3 separate regions of the Homo sapiens genome follow, and all the other regions are linked to region 3. The links are chromatin loops, found by intact Hi-C in ENCODE. Cell type or tissue: chondrocyte. All regions are shown on one strand.

Region 1 (8,000 bases), 400 kb after region 3:
AGGAGACCAAACATGAATGCGTCTGTTTGGTGGGATGGCTGGGTGCCGGGCTGTATGCGTATTCCTAGGGCCTGAAGTCAGAGCAGCAGCTGGAATGAAATCTGCCAGAAAGCCTGGGTGAGTGGAGTCTAACTGGGGTAAACCACCCTTTGCCCACTACAGTCTTCAGAAGGCTGACGAAAAAGAAGAAAGTAATATTAAAACCATCTCCCTTGAATGCTTAATATTTCCAGGGCCATGAATGATTTATGTTTCCAGACATAATGTGCCAAACTCCATACTAAATGCCAAAATTGCTTAATACATTTTCTTAGAGTGAACATTTCCTTCTTTCCTCTTTCTGGTTATCTTTAAGGACACTGGGGCTGCATGATTCCTGATTTGAAAAACAAACAGGGAATATAACGGCCGCTGTTGTATCGCTCCTGACGGGGCTGCGGATCCGGAGCCAGCACATTCGGTTATGGTCCCACTGGCTGCATCCTGGAGTTTGTAGCTTGGGAGGTTCATTTGTCTTTGAGTTTCATGTTCCTCATCCGATGAATCAGATTAGATCAGATCTGTTCCCAGCCTTGCAATCTAAGGGCTTGCAGGTGAAATAAAGTTCATTCTCATGCTATTTTCAATATTTCAAGAGGCCTGAGAAATAGCTGAAATAGAATAAGATTGCAAAGAGAAGTAAACAGCATGTTATCTTTGCTTTTGCCTAGAATGTTTGTAGCTCAATGACAGAAACACTATATCTGGTGGTCCTCTACTATATATTAAGCACTTTATATATAAATCAAATAGAATTATTATGAGAGTCACCATTTTACAAATAGGGAGTTTGAGGCCAAGAGAGGTGAAGTGACTCACTGAAGATTGGGGCCTGGCACAGCTCCTGCCGGTGCTGGGGGCACAGGGTTACTGGGGAGCGGGCAAGAGCTGAGCTCTCCTGGATCTGGACCCTGGACTGAGTCTCCAAGGCTCATCACCACATACACCTTAGGCTCAGAAGAAGCTCAAGTTGACAGCCATCTCCTCTTTAAAAAGAATTATAAACCCAAATTATTACTTAATAAGTTCTTTTTGCTTCATAAGTAAGCATTGTCATGCCATGAGGGTTTGTGAGCATGAGAGGATAACAGATTCTTGGGCTGAAAAGATCACATCATCCAAACTGAATGATTTCTAAGATTCATTATCTTCATGTCTGGCTCTGAGATTCCAAAATTCCTTGACTCTGGTCAAAGTCAGCCAAGCATGGAGTTGTTCCCTCATTTCCAATACATTGTGATTTCCTTTGCCGTCTTTTCCCCTTGGATTCTGCTTCGAGGCTGTGGTGTTTTGGAAGTTGCTAAGTTAAGCGGCAAGTGATAGCATACCCATGGAATACATATTCAAATATATTAAGTACCCTACTTCCTAGGAAAGTAAATTTTGTCTCTAATAAAGTGTTTTTTTTTTCTTCAAAAGAAAAAACAAATCATTGACGCCACTGATGTTCATGAAGGCTAGGCTGCACCAGAGTTTAATTTTGAGGCGTTGGTACTTTGAATTTACCAATTCAGAGATGTGTCAAGTTATGCTGAAGTTAAATTCGGTTTGTCTTACTTTGATTTACCTTTAACTTCAGTAACAGTATGGATTCAAACTGAGGTTCAGAGAACCCACATTTCCTTCTCAGACTTCCTTGAGAAGATGACACTTCAAAAACTGATTAAAATATATAAAAGTTGCCAATTCTTATTCCTAAGGGTGGGGGAGTACAAAAGGGTGAGGATTTTCTTGTATTCAGTGAATCAACTTGAATTTGTAAGCTCTGTTTTCCACGGCTTGGAACTGGAAACCATTCTAATGTTGGAGAGCATCCTGGGCAGGGTACAGGACACTGCTGTAACAGGCTGAGAGCCGGCACAAATAAGGCAGCCAGACACAGTCCTGGGGTGCACATCTAGAGTGGAAATTGTTCAGGTGTCAAGCATGAAGGATTGTTAAATTTTGTGTTGCCATTCGGAGTCTACAACTAGAGAATTTCCAAAATGCATAAATGAATTTGTGTTTTAAGTGTTAGTATTTTCCTTCTGAACCCCAAATAACACTTTCCAGGATTCTATATTAAAGATTGTACTAATCTGTTCTTATGCTGCTGATAAAGACATACCCTAGACTGGGCAATTTACAAAAGAAAGAGGTTTAATGCCTTTATAGTTCCGCGTGGCTGGGGATGCCTCACATTCACGGCAGAAGATAAAAGACACATCTCACTTGGCAGCAGACAAGAGAAGAGGGCTTGTTCAAGGATACTCCCATTTTTACAACCATCAGATCTCGTGAGACTTATTCACTATCATGAGAACAGCAAAGGAAAGACCCGCCCCCATGATTCAATTATGTCCCACCAGGTCCCTCCCACAACACCTGGGAATTCAAGATAAGATTTGGGTGGGGACCCAGCCAAACCATATCAAAGATCAGCTTTGAAATATGAACCCATTCTGCATGGAAACATGCATGTAGCTTAAACATAGTCATTTAAAGTGGAACAGAAGAAAAGCTGAATTATCACTGTGAAAGTTCAGGAGGCCTCTGGGCCTGAAGGTGAAACCAGAACAAAAAGACAGAACTTTGGGTCAAGGTAATAAGCACCAAGGACTTTACAGAGACCTCCTGGGGAGATGTAGTGACATATCTTTTCAATGAAGCTTGAGAATTGTTCAAAGTTAAGCAGCAGGATCATTTGCATTTCTATACAAGAGGACATTTGTGGGTCCTGTCCTAAGTGAAGTAACTTAGGAATGGAAAACCAAACATCATGAGTGAGTATGTTCTCACTCATAAGTGAGAGCTCAGCTACAATTTCTCATTTTCTAATGTCACTGGTCATCTTTCTCTAAACCAACAAACAGCAAAAGTATTGCTTACCAGTTCTCTTTTCATTGTGATGAAACGTAAATTCCTCCAGCAGGAAGCGGACAGAATGGTTTTCTTGCCTGAGGCACTTTACCTTCCCTCTTACCTGTGAGATCAGAAGAGGATGTTGATTGGAGGGAAAGTGGAAGGAATCATAGCTGGTGGTGAAGAGAACCTCTTGCCACGAAGCTGTCCAAGCAAGCGAAGGTGGGCAGACAGTAAAGGTTGAACACATGAGGGTCACAGCCTGGAGAACAAATAGATTTCAGCCCCTTCATTAATTTGCTGTCTCATACGGTGCATTGCCTAGAACAGATAAGCCTCACTCTGTGGCAGTTGCAAGATAAAGACCTGAAATAGGCACCATGGTGTGGTCCATTGCTCAAGGAGATAATAATGGGAAAAGGGGATTGCCCCAAGTATCAGCAGGGCTGTCTTGGGCTGGCACTTGTTGTTCAGACGTAGCTTTCCCATTGATGCAATCACATGAGTTTGGGCAGTTGTGATGAAAAAGCTAAGGATGGGCAATTACCATCCTCCTATATCAAGAAACATTTAAGCACTTCTGAAACCCAGGTACTTGATTTAAGTTATTTTCTCAGAAGCTATATTGGCTTTACACAAATTCATTAAGTCATACTCCCTAGAGTTCATAATTTGGTGTGTCTCTACACATGGATGTAGAAGGAAAGATTAAGTTATGCCTGAAGTATTGACTTCTCTGTCCTTGGAGACAGCCAGCTCCCCCTGCTGACCTGGTGCTTAATAAAAATACTATAATTTGTTTATGTGCACCAGGGTGTGGTAAGTTTGGGAAATCATGTCTTTCATGACCAGCAAGGGCAGGCATTGAGAAATACTGGCTACTGATGGGTATGCAGTTTGTGGTCATGGGACTGAGAAAGCTAAGATTCCTGACACTTGCCAAGGCTGAGTAGATTTGTGCCTTCAGTACTCAAAGCTCTCATCAGAGACAGAACACTGTATAATCTATCCGTCAGGCAGAAAATGAACTCCTTCTCCATGTTTTGCTGACAATATGTTATTTTCTCTCTGCCATTCTAGAGACTTATGTTCCTCTTTGAGCTAACTTTTCTGCAGGTTTTCTTTCTTGCACGTAATGTTAGCAAATTTGAATATGCTTTCATCAAAGAGTCTCATTCACAGGGTAGATCTATGTATGCAAGGTTTATCTCCTGAAATGGATCAGTATGAATTAGATGTGGGTGGGAGAAGCTGATAAGAAAATGCTCTCAGCTGGGGGAAACGTGGCTGTTAAGCAGCTTCCAAACCGATTTACTCCAGTAACCCAAGCTCTTGCCAGCACGATAGCTGGGACCAACACCTCTGACTTCAGACAAAGACATGCATATTCAGGAACACCACAGCATATAGGATGTGATCTATATCTAAAATTAATGCTGGAAGTGAATAGTTAGATTTTGATACTGAAGACATTGATGAAGCAACTGGAAATACATCTTCTAAGTACAGAGAAATCAATGAGAAGCTGGTTTAGGCTTTTAATCTGCATCTCACACTGGGATGCATTGTGGAGTCCCTCTTGAAGCTGACAAGAATTAGAGCAGTTCTATGAATTACTAATAACTAACCACGATCAAAGCGGGGGTGATTTGGAATATAATTTGTCCCTCTTACTGAGAAATTTTATAAATATTCTGGATAAAGACATCTATTCTATGTAATAGAAAAGATGTTTTAATTAACTTTCATATACACTATTTCATTCTAAAATTCTTGCTATTCAACAAAGTACAGGGAGAAATTTAATAAAGGCTGGCATATTATATATGTATATCCTTTTAAAGCATTTTAAAACTATTTGATATGAAGACAAGGCATTTTTCTGTTTCTGCAAGAAGCAATAATAAAAATTGTTTAAATTTAAATTTATCATTCAGAAAGCTTTATAAGATACCCAGATATGATAACTATTTCCAGTTATAGAAACTTAGGACTGGGGTATAATGTGCATTGCCCAAATTAAAGAAAACAGTGCTAAGAGGGGTTTGCATTAGTCAGAGCTCTCCATAAAAAGCAAATCAATAGGATGTACAAATACATGGAGCTATAGAGAAAGAAATCTATTGTAAGGGATGGACTTGTGCACTTATGGAGGCTGAGAAGTCCCATGATCTGCCATCTGCAAACCGGAGGGCCAGGAAAGCCAGTGGTGGAGTTCTTGTCTAAACCCAGAGTTCTGAGAACCAGGAACACTGAAGCCCAAGGGCAAGAGAAGATGGATGTCCCAGCTCAGGGCGAGCATTTACTCTTCTACACATTTTTATTCTATTCCAGCCCTTGATGTATTTTATGATGCCTACTTATATTGGCAAGGTCAATGGTCTTTACTCCATTTACTCATTAAAATACCAATCTCTTCCAGAAACACCCTCACAGGCACCCTCAGTAATAATGTCTTACCAGCTATCTGGGCATCCTATGGTCCAGTCAAATTGACACACAGAGCTGACCATCATAGGGCCCTTGCCACCTAAGTCACTTTCCAAGCTTCGGCAGGAAGGCAAACTGCATGGGGTCCAGGGAATCCTTCCCACCAAGCCACCGCCCTCACGACTCTCCTGTGTCTTATTTACTGCCGTATTATTGCCTTCCTCGTCTGCCATTCAAGAAAAAATACTATGTTTATTTGTGAAGTAATGTGTTCCTATCAAAAGAGTTCTAGACTCTCTTTTTGTGCGGTGTTTAACAGAGGCCTAGCTATGTGTGTGGGCATGGAGGAGCAATGCAAGCTGACATCTTCACATTGAATGAGAATAGGTTGGACCCACCTCAGCCGCATGTCTCTGGCCTGGATGATGCAGCTCAAGTAATGCCTGACTCACACTTGGCATGAACAGCCAGTGTGGCATGAAGAGCTCCATGAGCTGGCATGAACAGCTTCAAAAAGTCTTCAGCTCCACTCCAAGGATGTTGGTACCGGCGATCTCCCCCACTACGTGCAGAAGGTGAGGAGGAGGTGCTCCTTGGAGCTCTGCCCTTGCCTATGAAGAAGCATCCACATGATGGGAGCGTCCCTCAGAGTGGACCCAGGGTCCAGGCCTTCTGAACAGTGTCTCCATTAGCTTATCATCCTCTCATGACCTTCCTGTCCTCCACTGGCCTTAAGCACATTAGAAGGCATTGTTTCATTAGGAGTATTTTTTAAATAGAAAAGCAGGCACCAGCTCATGTGCTGATATAAATTATAAAATATAAAATCAGGACACAGTTAAAGACCAGAGCGAGTCCCACATAATCTTTCATCTTTGGCAGCCATGTCAACCCACATTAGATTGCCTTGTATATAGTTGATGACAAATACCTGTATGTAGTCTATGATTTGCTGTAGAAGTATACTGTGCTAGACCCTCTGAGGCTGAGGGGCAGGTTTGGGGTCAGCTGGCAGGACTCGGTTCTGTGGTCTCATCATTTGGTCAGTTTGGCCAGGAGCTGTCTTACGTGGATCAGTGTTCTTGTAAAAACATTTTTTAAATAATTCAAATAATCACTCCTGCATAGATAAATATATAACACTCTTCCAGTCTGTAAAGATTTTATAATTTATTGGCAAAGATGAAGACAAATTCCCAAATTAAAAAAAAAAATGCAAGCATCCCAGAGGAAAAATATCCTAAGAGTGATTCAAAACCACCACCACAGCATGAACCCGGGAGGCGGAGCTCGCAGTGAGCCGAGATTGCACCACTGTACTCCAGCCTGGGCAACAGAGCGAGACTCCATCTAAAAAAAAAAAGAATACTCAGAAGCAAGTGAGGTTATGCTCAGCTTAAGGTTCCAGAAAACCTGCTTGGAGTGAGGAGTCACTAGTGGGAAAGAATGGACACAGCCTCTCGAGAGGGGGCTGAGGCCATGGTCAGAGGCTTTGCAGAGCAGACATGATGTGAGCAGCGGTTCAGAGGACAAGGAGGCTTGGCAGGAGTTCCACAAACACAATGTCTCTGCCTCTGGTTTGGCTGAAGATCTGCAAATATCTAAGGATAAAATTGGAGGGCAACCAGGGAAGTTGGAACAGGAGAGCCTTGGATGTCTGCTTGAGCAGTGTTTGCTTTTCAAGTGTTTGGGGTAAAGATGAATGCTATGGTTTGAATGTGTCAGCCACAGTTCATGTGTGGGGAACTTAATCTCCAGTGCAACAGTGCTGAGAGGTGGGACCCTTAAGAGGAGATGAGGCTTTGAGGGCTCTGCCTCATCACTGGACCAATATTATTGCGGGAGTCAATTCCTGATAAAAGTGAGTTTGGCTGCCTCTTGCCTGCACTTGCTCACTGAGTGCTTGTTTGCCCATTTGTCCTCCACCATGAGACGATGCAGCACAGGGCCCCTGCCGGGTGCCAGCACCTTGATCTTGCACTGCCCAGCCTGCAGGGCCAGGAGGAATAGACTTCTGTTCTTTATTAATTAGTCTGTGACATTCTGTTGTGGCAGCACAAAAGGGACTAAGATAGTGAAATAAAGATTCTTGTTAATGGAAGGTTTAGAGAGCAAATGAAATGTCTTCCAAGTAAACAAATTCAATACTTTTTTTGAGTAAACAATAAGAGTATGTGTGTTTGCCATACTGACCTCCCCCACTTTTCAGGCTTGTTATGACTGACCTCAGTTAGAAAGGGAAGCACGAGCTTACAATCTTGGTGTTCGCAGATACTGGGACATGTCCACATAATAGACCCATCTTACAGCTTTGATGGACTTGCCAACTAGAGAATGAACCAGACCCGTGGTTCATCCTCCTCACAGGCACTGGGCAGTCAGGGAGAAATGTGGAATTCTAGTTCCATGCTGTGTGGCTGTTCATAAATATTCCATGTTCACTGGACTTCAAATTCCACATTCATAAAAAAGAGCATGAAACATGTCATTGAAGATTCTCTTAGGCTGAGAATTGACAATATTAATAAACAAATCAGACATATCAATGTTATCAGACTTTAAAAAATTTAATAAAATTTAATAAATCTAAAAGTGAATTTATGTTTTAATTTAATTGTTAACTCAATTTTTAGCAAACATTTTGTGAGGAGGTGCTATTGGCCAGACAATGCGTTAAAAATGAAATATAA
Region 2 (8,000 bases), 490 kb before region 3:
TTGGACCCCACATCTCTCTCAAACAGTGCCTCCATTTCCTTTCTCCTTTTTACAACATGATCCCTGCTATTTCCATTTTTTTACATTGTATATTTTTCTTAACCTACTTCATTTCTATCTTTGTTGCCACCAATATAATGATTTTTTTATCGCTTACCAATGACTTTCATATTCTCAAATTTACTAGTTAATTATCTGTTCCTTATCTTACCCAACTATTCAGTAGCATTAGCAGCATTAGCCAGTGACTCTCTCTCAGACACTGCAGTCTCTGGGTGTCACAAAACCTTCCTGCTTTGGTCCTGTTCTTCTCGGCCTCCTTCGCTAATTCCTCATGTCTACCAGAACTCCACATATGTAAGTGTCCTGTATTTATCTCCCTTTGTTCCTTAGGTAATCTCATCTATTCCCCATCATCCTGTGCACAATGCATATTCTGAGGTCTCCCGAATTTATAGGTCCAGCTTTGACCACTTCTATTGGCCCTGCCCTCAGATATCTGCTCCGGGGTCATTAGTTCCATGTTTTTGTTTATCAGATGACTCTTGGACCCACACTCTATCAGATGACTCTTGGACCCACGCTCTATAGTTTTAAATGACAGCAGTCATTTAAAAGTCAAAAATGTCACAACGTTCTCCTGCTGTAAGCCTTCCAGTGGTTTAGGATTATAATTATATCTTCCTCACAACTTTCTAACCTTTCATGAATTTGCCACTGCCAACATCTCTCACTCTTATTTGCCATAGTTTAGCTATATTGGACTTCTTCATTTCAGTTTCAAAAATATAGTCTTCCTCCCACCTCTGTTTTTTGTTTGTTGGTTTCACTTTGGATAAACTACATTCAGAATACACTTTTCCTAAATTCCCACAGGACTAAGTCTTCCTTGTTTTTGTAGATTTCATTTCAATCATTACCTTCTCAAAGAGGTCAACCTTGACATTAGCCACCATCTACCTATCAATTTACTTTCAAACCTATTATGTATTATATTTTCTCTATAGCATTCAGTGTGATAATAAATTATTTCTTTATTCATATAGGTACATATTGCCATTTTTCCTTTGACTGGAACACAAACTCCGTGAAAGCAGGTGCATTTTCATCTTCAGCCTTTGAGCCCTAGGATAGTTCCAGGCACGGGAATGACATTCAACAAATATTTACTGAATAAGCAAATGAGAACATGGCTTGGCATATCAAATCAATTTTTGTCTATAAGTATTTATTGAATAAGTTAGGGGCCCAGGCCTGTACTTGGAGCTGGAAGCCCAGATGAAAATTCATGGTCCTTTCCTTCAAAGAGTCTAATCTGGAGAAGAGTTCTGAAAAAACAATGGTGAAGCTGCTCTGGGAAAAATGGACTTAACTCTGCCTTAGAAGAGCAGGGACAAGGTTCAGCTAGGACTTGAAGGAGGAGTGACATCTAACTGCCCAAAGGGATGGAGTAGGAGGCACGTGTCCTGGGCACAGACAAGGAAGCAAGCTGAATGTGCGGGTTCCCCACATGCTCTGGTGTCCCTGGCATGCAGCTTTCATCTACAGCTCTAGAAGGAGACTGCCAACAAGCCAGGCTACTGGGGGATTTCTCAATCTATGAAACAGTTTTACTACTGTGTCCTCCTCTAATTAATCATTTTGATTAAAATAAACACATTTATCATATATATTACAGGTACATAAATTTATGGTCAGGTGCCATGGCTCATGCCTGTAATCCCAGCACTGTGGGAGGCCAAGACAGGTCGATCAGGAGGTCAGGAGTTCGAGACCAGCCTGGCCAACATGACGAAACCCCGTCTCTACTAAAAATACTAAAATTAGCCAGGCGTGGTGGCCCAATGCCTGTAATCCCAGCTACTTGGGAGGCTGAGGCAGGAGAATTGCTTGAACCTGGGAGGCAGAGGCTGCAGTGAGCTGAGATTGTGCCACTGCACTCCAGCCTGGGCGACAGAACAAGACTCTGTCTCGAACAAAATAAAAATAAAAAAAAAATAAATGTATGTATATAAACTTTTATATAAAAATATATTTTTACATATATTAAATATATAATAGGAAATTTTCAGATAGAGTGCTTCTGTAATGAATTAGATATTCATTTATTTTTAAAACTTTATTTAAACTTGGCTTTCTAGAAATCCATTGAAAATAAAAATCAGGCACGAAGTCATTTTCAAGGCCTTTGCAGTTCACAGAAGCCCTGCAGTGTGGGGAGCAGCCTGGCTGCTGGATCCCCTCCCACTGCATGCTCGTGGCCCTGCTCTGCAACCAGAGGTTGCCCAAGACCCAAAAGGGCCCGTCTGGGGTTCAGAATTTTTTTGAAGAGAAAGTTTAAAAAGTTCAATGAGAAGGACAAGATGAATGATAAGGCACTCACCTTTTTATAGAAAAGCCATCCGGAGAAACTCATGTCAGCACTAGGCATTGAAGCCGAAAATGATATTCAGTCACAAACCTGGGAACTGAACCCAGCCCCCACCACGCAAAGCATGCATGCACAAAGAAACCCTATTCTTTGATGGATTCTTCTGCAGGGTCACCTTCATTCTGACCATTGACTTTCCCAAGCCTCTGTCTCTGTAACCAGAGCTGGCTCAATTATGTCCCATCAAAAAGAACAGATAGCAGGAAGGCCAGGTTCAGGGAGGGAGCTATAATTTTAGCAGCATTTCCTGTTATGAGTCTGACTTCTGATCCCTTGTGCTTGCACAGGTCAGGGAATTGCAGCAAATGGCATGCATGAGTCACTCTGTCTCCTGGGTCAAGCACAGGCTGTAGGCAGACGTCTGAAGGACTTTTCCCTTTTTAGCTCCAGGAATTACGCATCCAGTCCACTTTGCTCTCAAACATGTAGCTTGGGCAGGATTTCTCAGCAATTCATATGTATTTGAACTGACGTTTGTAAAACGACACAATAATGTCCTGTCGCATTTTTGTGTCTAATCAGAGCAGAATCGTTCTCAGGTGCTACTGACCTAAGAAAACATTTTGTTCAAACTTCTCATCTGGAACAAGAGGAAGGCCTGGGAAGAGTAAGAAAGTTTCCTAAATCAAATTACTAATTAATGACAGAGCCGAGGCCAGAACCCAGTGTGTAGACTTTCAAAACAGGCATGTTGTCTGTGTGTCTCCTAGGTCTCCTAGACTTCTACACACTGCCTCATCCATCAGACCACACTCAGACTTGGTTGTGACATGAGTCACCAGAAAATGGGGGCAGGGAAACACTTTTGTAAGGAATTCTGGAATAGAATTGCAGTATGTTAGATACTGGAGGCCCATGATTTAGCATTATAGTTAGAATTTATTTTCAGTGTTTGTAAAATACAAGGTAGTAGCTTCAGTGGTGGTTCCCAAACAATGCCACATCTTTCTGAATTGCCAGAGACTGTTTGAAAACTTCAGATTTCTGTGTCCCATCTGAGAACTAAACAGCAACCGCAGAGTGAAGAACATAAATTTCTCTTTTAGGATCCTTCACAATTCTAATGAATACCCAGGTTAGAAAACAATTTTATTAGATTACTGTAGATTCCTTATTCAATTTTAATATTCTGTGATGTTAATCAGTATTTTCCAAAATTTGCTCCTACTGGGAATCATTTTATTGTCAAGATTGAGGAGCAAAATGAAAATGAAAGATTGAGAACCTTTCAAGAAGTCTTTAATTGAAATTTTTTGTCAATATTTTCTCAATGTATTGAGATAAAGAACAATTTTTTTTTTTTTTTTGAGACAGAGTCTCACTCTGTTGCCCAGGCTGTAGTGCATTGGTGTGATCTCAGCTCACTGCAACATCTGTCGCCCAGGTTCAAGCGATTCTCCTGCCTCAGCCTCCCCAGTAGCTGGGACTACAGGTGTGTGCCACCACGCCTAGCTACTTTTTGTATTTTTAGTAGAGATGGGGTTTCATCATGTTGACCAGGCTGGTCTTGAACTCCTGACCTCAGGTGATCTGCTTCCTCGGCCTCCCAAAGTGCTGGGATTACAGGCGTGAGCCACAGAGCCTGGCCAAGAATAATTTTTTTTAAAGCAACAACTACTGGCACCTTAGAAACTAATGCTCCCCAGAAGACATTTTTAAAATAATCTAAATTATTAAAACAAGAAGTCTATATACAAATATAGAAACTTTATAGTTTTTAAAAATAAACATGCTCACTCTCTTAAAAACAGATAACTAAAACGGACTTACAAAACTATTCACTTAATCACAGAAAGATACATTTTCTCTTAAGTGCTGAGTGCTCAGAATTAACACTAGATTTCTGTGGTGTTGGGCTCTTTAAGGTAAATTTGTGCTATCTCCACCCGGAGAGGGGCTTCTCTTAGACCTCGCTTTTCTGGTAAAGGTGAAGAATAATGAGATCTCTCCTTTCTTTGAATAGTCAGGTGTTTACAAATGAGCAATCTCCAGCTATACCTTCCTCCTGGAGTTTGCTTTCTTTCTGCAGTTCACCTCGTTGGGTTTTAAATGTTTCCTCTGACTCCAGATGAAAGACTAGCTTGAAATAAATACCACACGCGGCCACAAAGCCCTTCTGTACAGAACTCTGTGCGCTGCTGACGGGTTTGGAATGAGAGTCAGGCTTGTGCAGAGGCATCCGGGGTCAGGCGCAGAATGACCCACTCCTCTGGTTTCACTTAAACTCACATTTTCTCCATGGAGATAACACACACCTCCAGATCTGGTTACTTGCTTCATGAGGGGATCTCATTTGTCCTCATGTAATATTTACCCTTGGAAAATGTCTTAAACTTAACTTTGTCCCCTTTATTTTAATAACACACATTTTAAAAAAGAGTCCTCTAACAAAAGAAGATGAGTGTACAGAAACCAGGTAAAAACCGGAAGTGCCAAATAATCATGTTCCTGATGATTTAATCAAAAGGACTGCTCTTTGTAAAAACAGGTCGAGGACTGCCGTTCTGTCCTTAGCATTCACAGCTGCAGGTGCTCACCAGGCCAGGGACGGCTCACAGCCTCTCCCGTAGTGCCCTGTCGCTGCCTCTTCATCTGACATGGACTTCCTGACTCCTCTACTGTTGTCTGCATTTGTTGTTGCTAAAGGGTTCACAGCAAAACACAAAAATAATTGAGCCTTTTTCTTTCTTCCTTCCTCCCTCCCTCCTGCCCTCCATCACTCCTTCTTTCCTTCCTTCCTTCCTCTCTCCTTTTCTTTCTCTTCCTTCCTCCTTTTCTTCCCCTTCCTTCCTCTCTCCCTCCCTCTTTCCTTCCTTCCTTCCTTCTTCTCTCCTTTTCTTTCTTTCTCTTCCTTCCTTTTCTTCCCCTTCCTTCCTCTCTCCCTCCCTCTTTCCTTCCTTCCTTCCTTCCTGCCTTCCTCTTTCTTTCCTTCCCTCCATTCTTCTTTCTCTCCCCTCCCTTCTTCCCTCCTTCCTGTCCATCTGTCCTCCCCTTTATCTATGCTTCCTTTCATCTTTCATCACTCTCCTCACTCCCCTTCTTTCCTGTATCTTTTCTTTCTTCTCTCCTACTTTCCTTTTTTCTTGCATTCCTCTCCCTCCCACCCTTCTCTTCTCCTTTCTTTCCTTTTCTTTCTCCCCCTCTCTCTTCATCTCTCTCCCCCCTTCCATCCTCCTCCCTCCTTCTCTTCCTTTCTTTCTTCTTCTTTCTTTCACGTGTACCTTTCTTCTTTCTTTCATCTATCCTTTCTACCTTCCTCCCTCTCTTCATTTCTTCCTTTCTTTTTTCCTTACTGCGTCTTTTCCTCCTTCCCCCCTCCCTCGCTTCTTCCCTCTTCCTTCCCTCTTTTCCTTTCTTTCTGCCTTCTTTTTCTCCTTTTTTTCCTTTCTTTTTAAATGATCTATCTCAAAATTCTTATTACATGTCAGATAAAGTTCTGGTTCTGGAGACAGAAGTAAAACGCATATATTGTTGCCCTGAAAAAGCTGACTACTTAGAGTAACTGAATCAGGAAGACCACCAACTGCAAAACATGGTTCTCAATGCTGAGAGGGACATGTAGGAAAGACTGTAAAAACGAGGGCATGAGGGGACACTGCAGAGGCTGGGATGCATATGGAAAGGTCCCCAGAGGGCTTAGCAAAGAAGAAAGTGCCTTCCTGAAGTCCTGAAGGATAAAGGGGAACCCACAGGATGTAAAAATGGAGAAAACATTTTCCAAGCAGCAGAAATCATATGTGAATGGCACAGAAATACAAAACTTCTCTAGCAAACCTCAGTGAGTGTTCCTGAAGGGCGGGGTGTCTGTGGGACCAAGACTGTGTTGGACATGAGCCATCTCACCATGACCTGGGGTGTGTGGTTGAGGAGTGTGGACCTCATCTGATAGGCAACAGGAAGTCATGCATGTTTAACATTTACACAGTACTCCCTCCATTAGGGGATCTCATTTGAGCTAATGTGATTTTAGCTTTTGAAATGTCTTAAACCTAACTTTGTCCCTTTTATTATAATAATGTACATTCTTAAAAGAAGTCTTCAACAAGAGGAATTAGTGTACAGAAACCTGGTAACAAGTATAGTGCTAACTAATTATATTCCTGAAGATTCGATCAAAAGAATTGGTCTTTTTGAAAAACAGGTTCGGCTGGGCATGGTGGCTCACGCCTGTAATCCCATCACTTTGGGAGGCCAAGGTGGGCTGATCACCTCAGTTTGGGAGTTTAAGACCAGCCTGACCAAGATGGAGAAACCCCGTCTTTACCAAAAATACAAAATTAGCCAGGCGTGGTGGCACGTGCCTGTAATTCTAGCTACTCAGGAGGCTGAGGCAGGAGAATCGCTTGAACCCAGGAGGCAGAGGTTGCAGTGAGCCGAGATCGCACCACTGCACTCCAGCCTGGGCAACAAGAGCGAAACCCCATCTGAAAACAAACAAACAAACAAAAAAAACAAAAAAAGAAAAACAGGTTCTGGACTGTCACTGGCCAGCCCATCGTATCATAAAAAGTGCATATTCTAATGACCTTAATAAAATGTGTGCAGTTACATGTAACATTTATAAATAGGTAGATACATGTTTACTAATAGACAATGTATCTTAAGAATGTGTTCATATGTGTTCAAAATAAACTTAACCACTTTACTTACACTGATTTAATACAGGGACATCAGGAAAATAGGAACAAAATCAGTTTAAACAACATGGCTTTAATTTTCTTTGGCTCTTCCATTATTTATATTGTGTTGTCTCTTCGATCTGATTAAGGCTCTTTTTTGATGACTGATAACTTTCCTAGAATCCGTTTTATTCCTTAAGAGAAAGACAGTATTTTCTTGACAACACTGAAGTTCTTTAGACATTTTTTGTTTCATGTTCTTAGCTTTCACTGTAGCATTTAGACTTATTTCTCGAGGTCCTGCTTGTTTGTTTTTGTTTCTAATAAGTGGATTTTCTGGTTCAGGGCTTTAGACAATGCCAAAAGATGTAATTAAAATCACACTGGTCACAAGAGGAGACTTTTGGCAAAAGCATATATTATTCCTTTGCTGAAAAAAGGGACGTTGGCAAACCTGATTTTTATCTAATTGTTTAGAAGGCCCAGGAGCTGCAAACTCTCCACACAACTTGTCTCGCTGCCAGCCCTCCGGGTTTCAGAGGCCTCTTCTCGAAAGTTCAAAGACCAACTTCACATCTTCTGTGAAGCTTATTTTGAATCTGCCCAAGGGAAGCACTTTGAGGTTAATCCCATGGCCTAACTCCAGATGAGGGGCAAATGCATGTCTTTTCTGAAAGACTCACTCAAATCAGAATCTCAGGGAGCTCCCAAGAGTAGCCTTTGACACAGAGTGGTGGCCGGCTCAAGCAGGTTAAAAGGAGCCAGAGGATGATAGACATTTACATTTGCTCGCTGAGATGGACCGTTTAGACCAGAAAATAGAAGGAGATGGCTTAGTCTGTTTTACTTTCAAAGATCCAATGATAGAGGTTGCTGCAGAGTCATAGTAAGTTTATTTTGCTTAAGGATATGATGACTAAAGCACGACCCTTGGCAAATTTCCATCTTAA
Region 3 (8,000 bases):
CAGCGAGCAGGACCCCGACCAAGGGAGCTGGCAACCCAGGCCCCTCCATCCGCCCCTCCCCGGCCAGCTCCCGAGCCTCCGCGCAGCCCGCCCGCCAGGATGGGTGGGGAGAAGAGGCAGGGAGTGGAGGAGGAGGTGAGAAAGGAAATGGGGAGCTGGAGATGGAAAGGGAGGGCAGAGAGAAAGAACACCCTTCCCCTGTCTTTCACAACTAGCGGAAGAGGAAAAAGAAATCAGCCTGCTAATTGAACACTTTTCAGCCTAACCCCCTAAATGTAGAATTCTCTCCTGCCACCTCCCCTCATCCGCGCACACAACAGCCTCACCACCGAATGCTCTGCGACAACAGGACCTCCAGTTTGACTTCCATAGAGACTATTGGCGATGCGAGTTTCTATCAGTTCCAGCTGATTTATTAAAATTGTCAAGATACAGACTTCCAGCACAAAAAAAAAAAAAAAAAAACAGGCAATGATGTCGACAGTGCATTGAGTCTGCTTTGCCACCATTTGCTACAAAATATGCAGATGGTCTGTACTTTATTTAGATTATATTGCACAAAATGAGAAACTTTTTAAACTATGTGCCTTTTTTTTTTCTTTTTTGCTAAAAATCGAGAATCCAGTTTCAAACCTTCCATCTGGGGCCCCATCCACATCACAGCGTATGAGATACATAAAGTCCTACTATAGTACAGTACATATACAATCTTTAAACTAAGATAACAGCTCTGAGGTCTATATCACCATTTTCAATAAATCTTTACCTACAAATATTGAACAAATCTCTACTATAGCTGTACAAAAAAAAGTTTGCTTTTTTTTTTTAAACCACAAGGCCTTTAGATGCAAGGATTATTTTAAAATTTTAATCCTTTTTAAACCAGGACATAACGTACCAACATACTTGCATGCTAAAAAACAGAGGAAAAAAAAGAAATCAAAAGGGAAGAAGTGCCTGAAAGTCTTACTGAAAAAACACAGCAAGAATGTTCCCTTTTCACTGTACAAAAATACGCCTGAAAATATATTAATTTTTAAAAAAGACTGAGGTCTGTTATGTATCAAAAATGTTTCAATACCTTTTGTACTGAGGTCTAGGCTGTCTGGTATTCAATCAAGGAGGTATAAGGGAACAAGTTACAAAAAAAAAGTTGGCAAGTAGAAATCACATTTGTAAAACCATAAACAATTTGATCTGAAAAGTAAACTCTGATCTTAAGTCAGTTCACAGTTTTTTTTTTTGTAAGCGTTTGTACAGTCTGCATTTTTTCAAGCTCCCTGCAGTTTTGTTAAGAATCGGATGCATAGAAGACATCAGTTTTCTCCCTCCAAAAAAAAAAAAAAAAAAAAAAAAAAAAAAAATTAAATTAACAAAAGTTGCAATGGTCCCTTTTTTTGTTAAAAAAAAATCACCAGTTCTTTAAGTTCTCTTAAGAAAAAAAAATATCTCCACCAACTCCCTAGAGTAACAGTTGTGCTGCCAAAAGGGTCCTCTGCAGACGTCTTCCAGACTTCAAAGACCGACAAGCTTCAAACAGCGCCTTCCGGAGCGGGTCCTACCTCCCCTCCCCCGCCCCGCCCCCTCTGCCTTTGTTGCAATCACGAATTTCAGGAAAAAGAAATAGTAATTACAAAAACACATTTTTTGGGAAAATAATCACAACTCCAGACTAGGTATGCAACTACCTTGAGACACGATAAAGGAAGGGAGGGGGGACAAAAAAAGGACAGGAAAAATGTTTAAAAACTACTCATTTCACTTTAACTCCACCAAAATTTTCATCATGTTTTCCAATTTCTTTGCGTCACGACATCTTATCAATATCATCAGCATCTTCTTCTCTCCCCTCCACCCTACCACCGCCACCATCAACACCACCATCATCATCATCATTATCATCATCATCATCACCACTACAACTTCCTCCCAAGGAACCCAGCTCTGCACCCTCCGAGAGAAAGAGCGAGCAGCGGGCGCCTTTCAATATGTGAACACCAGGTCGGAGAAGTTCGCCTCCAGCCAGTCCCCCGCGATCATCTCGCTCAGCTCCGGCGTGCAGTAGTCGGGGAACTCGAAGTGGGAGCCCAGGCTGCCCTCGCTGAACGAATCCAAATCCTTATCCACCAGCGACAGGGACAGGTTCCCGGCCGCCGCGCCGCCCCCCAGCTGCTGCTCGCTGGCGCTGTGCGCGCTTTGAGAGAAATTCAAGCTCAGGTCGAACATCAGGTCGTCGGCGTCCTCGCCGCTGCTGCCGCTGCTGCTGCCGCTGCTGCTGGACGAGGAGGTGGACACCGAGCGCGAGGACGCGGGCGACAGCGCGGGCTGCGCGAGCGGCGGCGGGTGCTGCTTGGTGATGTTCTTGAAGCTGTAGTAGAGGCGGCTGCCGCCCCCGGCGCCCGAGGTCGCGCCGGCCCGCACCTCGTCGTAGAGGCTCGCTCCCTCGGGGGACTCCGCCGAGCTGCTCAGCGTAGGGCTGGCGGGCACTTTGGCGACGTTGTAGCGTCTCAGCAGCTGCGACGGCTGCTGCCCCGGCGGCTGCAGGAGCTGCTGGTGCGGTGGTTCCTCGTCCTCCTCGTCCGGCTCCTGTTTGATCTGCAGCTGCAGCTCGTCGTCGTCGTCGTCGTCGTCGTCGTCCTCATCCAGAAACACGCACTTGACCGTCTTGCCCGCGCCGCCGCCGCCCGAGCCGCTCACGCGCAGGCTGCCCAGCACGTAGTCGTCGCCCGCGCCCCCGTAGTCCCCGGACTGGGCCGCCTTGCCCGCGCCCGCCTTGGCGCCCGCGGCCGCGGGGGCCTTGAGCTTGCCGCATTTCTTGCTGGAGCCCTTGGAGGTCTTGGCACCGCCCGCGCCTCCGCCCGCGCTCCCGCCGCCGCCGCCGGCCGCGCTCTTCTCTGGGCTCTGGCTGGCGCTGGGCTTGGCCGAGGGGTCCATTTTGGGCTTTTTCCGGGGCCGGTACTTGTAGTCGGGGTAGTCGGCCATGTGCTTGAGCCGCAGCCGCTCCGCCTCCCGGATGAACGGGATCTTCTCGCTGTCCTTCAGCATTTTCCAGCGCTTGCCCAGCCTCTTGGAGATCTCGGCGTTGTGCATGTCCGGAGACTGCTCCATGATCTTCCTGCGTTCGATCTTGGACCATACCATGAACGCGTTCATCGGCCGCTTGATGTGGCCCGACGCCGTCTTGCACCAGTCTGGGTCGCTCTCGTCCAGGGCCACCGGGCTGCAAGCCATGAATTCGCCCTCCTCCGTGTCCAGCGCCTCCCGGGGCAGGTTGCTCTCCGCTTCCAAGCTCTCCGCCTGCTGCACCATGATCCGCTGCAGGGCTGGACGCTCCAACCCGGGCCGCTGGGTCTCGTGCGGAGGTCCCCCTCCCCCTCCCACCCCTCCACCTTCCTGGGCAAGTTGCAAAGTCCTCGGCACCCCGCTTTCGCGGCTCCCCCCCTCCCCCCCGCCCCCCCTTCCAGGCTGCACACAGCGGCTGTGGTGGCTTCGGCGACGACGGCCGCCGGCGCGGTGGGAGCTGCGGTCGCGACAGGAGAGGCGGTGGCGACGGCGGTCGAGGCAGCCCGGGACCCCTCTCTCCGGCTCGTGGCTCCTACCGCAAGCGCCGGACCCCGAGCTCTCCCAGGCGCGCGCGCTCCTTCTGCAAAAAGTTGAGGTCTCTCTCTCAACTAGTTATCAGGGTGTCATATGGGTGACATCACTCCCCCAGCTAGCCAATGGCTGGGGGCCGGCTCCGCCCATCTTCCTTTATTAACTCGGAGGCCCCGCCCCTCCACCCCGCCCTCCGGGCTGCTTTGCAAAGATGGGGGTGGGGGGAGAGGAGGCATGTCTAGAAATATGTTATTTTTAAAAAATCCGCGTGTGTGCACAGATGCGCCTGTTCCCGGGATGCTCGGAAGCGGCGCGCGGCACCACGGGGAGCGGGCGGCCCGGGGCGAACCGGGATGGTTCGGGCGCCGGCGCTAACCGAGGACCGGGTCCCGGGAGAGGCCCCGCGCGCCTTTGTGCCCAGTCCCCGGGAGGCCCGACGGCGACAGCGGACGGCGCGCGCTCACTCCCCGGGTGCACACACTCGGGCACGCGCCCAGCCTGAGACGGCGGCCTCCGCCCGGCTCGCGGTCAGCCGCGCCCGGCCTGCCCCGGGGTGGGCGCAGCTGCTCCCCGGCGAGCCCCTCGCGGGGCTCGGCCGCTCCCCCGGGTCGCCGCCCCGAGCCCGCCCGGTAGCCCCGCGGCGGCCCTGGCCGACGGAAGGTGGCGCTTGAAGACAGCAACCTTCCCGGCACGTGGGCTCTGCTCTCCTTTTCCCTTTCTCCCTTTTTGTAAGGCAAAGAAATCAATTTAAAGCTCGAGAGGCGGTGAGCTCCCTCCCCCGTTTTGCATTTTTCTGTTTTGTCCTTTTTCTCCGTCTGTTTTCCCTCCTCGGTGGTGTTTGGGGACGCGGCTGTGCGGGTTGGGCTGCGCCGCGCCCCCGCGCGCCCCGCCCCGGGCGGGGGCCGGAGTAACGGTCTGCGGGGCCCTCGGGTTCAAGCTGGCCACTCCCAGGGCTGGCTCCGGAGCGGGCTCTGGGTCCCGCAGGCTCCAGCAAGCCCGCGCCCCGCCCGGCGTCCCTGCGAGGGGCCCGGCGCCCTCCTTCCCTTCTCCCTCTGCTCCCCGCCCCTCCTCTCCCCGCCCCGTCCTCTCCCCGCCCCTCCGCCGCTCCTTTCTCCTTCCCAGGCCTCCTCTTCCTCTTTGTCCTTCCCCCATCCTCGGTCGCCAGCGCTTCTCCGGCAGCCTCGTCCTGAAATCGTGCGATTGTGAGCTAGAAGCCTTCTGGGTCACTCATAAACCAAAGAGAAAATAAGGTGCACTCGAGTTTCCCGTCTAAATATTTTCCCTGGAGATGGAAAGGTGCGCTGGCGGCCGGGGAGCCGCGACCTGGGGCGCGCTGGGCCTCGCAGAGCAGCCGCGGACCCCGGCGATCGTGCCGTGTTCGTCTCCTTTGTGTTTCTTTATTGAGTCCCTACTACCTCTACGGATATTCTGGGGGCAATTAAAGAAAATCACCGCTTCATAGGTATGGTCTGTCGCCACCCTCGCCTTCTCCACACCCCCCAGCACTGGGTATCTGGGAACTTTGAGCAGTTCCTAAGACACTGCCCGGATCCCTTCACCAGAGAAATCAGCCGTGTAGGACTGGGAAAATTATCCGAATCTGCTTCCTTTCAGGTGCCCTCCTGCAATTAATACTACATTTCTTAAGTATTGGATCTTCTCTGAGGATTCTAATATCATAAAATAATACCGTGTTTTACACAGATCATGATTTGAAAAAATTACCGCCATTGCGATAAGCCATTCCCGCCCCCGTCCCCCACTTCCCCGACTCATCCTAAAGAAAAACACTGCATCGAATACTTGGAATATTCAGACCAACTTAAATCTTGATAATGCTGGCAATTTATTCTTTCCAGGGCCATAGGAACCAAAAGAATTTACAGTCATTCATACTGGGTGACTTAAAGTCTGGAGATGTATAAAATCCAAGGCAGTGTGTGAAAACTCATCTTCACTCCCGCACGGCGAGCACTAGGTCTTGTTTTTCTCTTACAGCTCACACGTTTTTCAGCTATTGGGAACACCACCGGAGGGAGGGTGGGGTGGAGCACAAGGTGAACCTACACCCACCTCCCCACAACTGCAGGACAAATCCACACTCTAGAGAAAAGGATTGAAATATTTCAGCTCAGCTTCATTATTTGCTTGCAAAGTGTGAGGGCACCTACCATTTGGGCCTCGGAAAGAGAATGCATTTGAAAATCTTTGGCAAATTCCATATTGATTTGCTATCTTTACGCTATAGCAAAAATCATGCTTAGCTTTAAAATGAGAATGATCTGAATATAGTAGGAGTGAAAAATAATAGATTTTATTCTCATAGCGCTGCGATCTTTTTAGAGGAAATAAAAGTTAAAATCTGCTCTTTCGAACAAGAAATATAATTTCTGTTCAAGGCAACATGAGCCGTTTGTTGGAGAAGATAAAGCAAAGATTGGGATTGCTAAAGCAGGCACTGAAGGCGGCACAGGCGGGTGCTACAGCTGAATCCCCCCTGTCATGTAGGAGAGGCCAGGCAATTTTCACAAGAGATTAACTAGATTGCTATTTTGTAGCATGGACTCACCCCACATACTTAATGTTGTTAGACGTAGTCGAGTGAGGAATGAAAAAAATGATAATCTGTATACTTTATTTTTGCTCCCTAAGGGAAAATTTTTAAATAAGTATAGCATTTAAAAAAAAATATGGGAACATGTTTGAGAGTACGCATGCTTCTTACAGGAATAATAGTTACTTCTGAAAACAGATGTTTGCGCCATTAACAGTAACCAACTATTTAGAGAAATTTTAGGCTACCAAATAGAAAATATAGCCTTTAATAATGCACCTCTTGAAAACCTAATTTAGTAAAATGGAAATAGGTCTACTGTTTTTTAAGCCACTGAATGTATATCATAATTAGGATCATTGGTTATCTTTTTAGAGCCAATATTCACTCATTTTTGTGTGTGTCTGTCTATATACTTATTTATAAGCAAGATATGTAGTTTGTTTGTTAACCATAAACATTGTTGGATACATAATGTTCAGAATCTTAAGAGTCACATCTGATTAGAGGCACAAATGACTATTTTTATGGTGATTTTTACCTTTTCATAATTCCATCTTTACAAAGAAAATGTCACGTAAAAGGACTATTACATAAAGAGATGAGATATTTCACGATATCTCTCAAAATTATAACACAGCCAGAGTAAGAAGTGTCCCTTTTTCTTAGGAAAGAAGCATTTTTCTAAGCAAATAATATGCTAAAAATATCACTGGGTAAATATTTGACTTATCTGATGGATTGACCACCATTTTTAGAAGTATTGCAACCACATGCATTCCCCATCTCTGAAATGAAGTTATAAGGTAGGATCCTTTCCTTTTTTCTCCCTTTACCTATTCTCCTGAAATGAGTTCACTCCTTATTGTTAGCTGTATCTATTTATCTCAGCTTCAGCCTTAAATCTTGAATTTGGATCTGGTTATATTCTGTCTACTGGACATTCCTTCTTATTCCTTCTTAAGTGTTCCTCAGACCTGGTAATGAGTATAGATCGAACAATCCTACCTTGAAAACACACACACACACACACACACACACACACACAATGAACCAGTGGATGCTGTTACCCTGTTTGGCTCATCAGAACATGTTTCAATAGCTAAAATAATGTTGTTAAGCTTTTCACTCATTTATTCTCTGAATTGACCACTGCAGAGTGTGATCCATGAAAGCCAGAGCAGTTGGGCAGTACAGCACAGGGCAGCGGCTTGGAAATTTATTTTGATCATGACCTATTTTATAAAACACCTTTTTACATCATGACCCAGTACTCATGCTATACACATATAAAGCAGAAACCAAAGCGTCAAAAATCAGTATCTCTCTTTTATGTGCAATTCATACTCTTTTTTATTCTATTCCATTCCATTCCATTTCTGTAAATGCTAGTTAAAACCCACTATTAATGAGGCACCACTGAAGTTTGAAAAACACTGGCTTAGGTGTTCAGAGTTACGGCTCAGAAGCGTTCTGCCCTGGATTGAAAATTCTGGTTCCACTATCTTTTCTTTTTCCCGCGTGGCTCTCATCATGGAGCGCTTGACTTTTAGTTATCAATGCCCAGATAATTCCACAAACGTACTGCCTCCAAAATTCACGTCTTTTGAAATTATTCATATGAGATATGTATTCTATTTTTTTAAATAGACTTTATTTTCTAGAGCAGTTTGAGGTTCACAGCAAACATGAATGGAAAATGCAGAGCCTTCCACATAGTGTCTATCCCCACACATACACAACCACCCCCACTCGGTGGTACATGTGTTACGATCAGTGCATCCACAATGACACATCATAATCATCCAACATGCGTAGTCCACATTAGGCTCACTCTTGGTGTTGTACATTC

What was found. A loop is a pair of places that touch in the nucleus more often than their neighbours do. Peaks named below come from ENCODE experiments on the same cell type or tissue, not always from the same donor. Only the 100,000 strongest peaks of a DNase experiment are listed, where the experiment ranks them.
Region 1: it touches region 3 in a loop (3-fold over the local background); 2 of 110 quality-filtered maps call a loop at or near these places.
Region 2: a loop joins it to region 3, with 2.6 times the contacts of the local background. A loop is called at or near these places in 2 of 110 quality-filtered maps.

Annotation. Positions count from the first base shown.
Region 1 is chr2:5,287,004-5,295,003 of GRCh38, reverse strand. It overlaps LOC105373398 (a long non-coding RNA gene), which reads right to left. Exons shown (of 3, transcript XR_001739179.1): 3 at 2,914-3,142. Among named protein-coding and RNA genes, the nearest start is that of LINC01248, 400 kb to the left of the region's middle. In chondrocyte, a CTCF peak has its summit at 3,655 (motif pointing left); no DNase peak of the experiment used is centred here.
Region 2 is chr2:6,181,691-6,189,690 of GRCh38, reverse strand. No RefSeq gene overlaps it. Among named protein-coding and RNA genes, the nearest start is that of LINC01247, 190 kb to the left of the region's middle. In chondrocyte, a CTCF peak has its summit at 4,600; no DNase peak of the experiment used is centred here.
Region 3 is chr2:5,688,031-5,696,030 of GRCh38, reverse strand. SOX11 (SRY-box transcription factor 11) reads right to left here and starts at 3,647. Exons shown (of 1, transcript NM_003108.4): 1 at 1-3,647. The coding sequence starts at 3,309. The coding sequence ends at 1,984. LINC01248 (long intergenic non-protein coding RNA 1248) reads left to right here and starts at 4,913. Exons shown (of 5, transcript NR_110580.1): 1 at 4,913-5,056. It overlaps LOC124908052 (a long non-coding RNA gene), which reads left to right and starts at 5,068. Exons shown (of 2, transcript XR_007088653.1): 1 at 5,068-6,954. In chondrocyte, CTCF peaks have their summits at 2,153 and 4,296 (motif pointing right); DNase peaks (open chromatin) are centred at 2,412, 3,140, 3,700, 4,018 and 3 weaker places.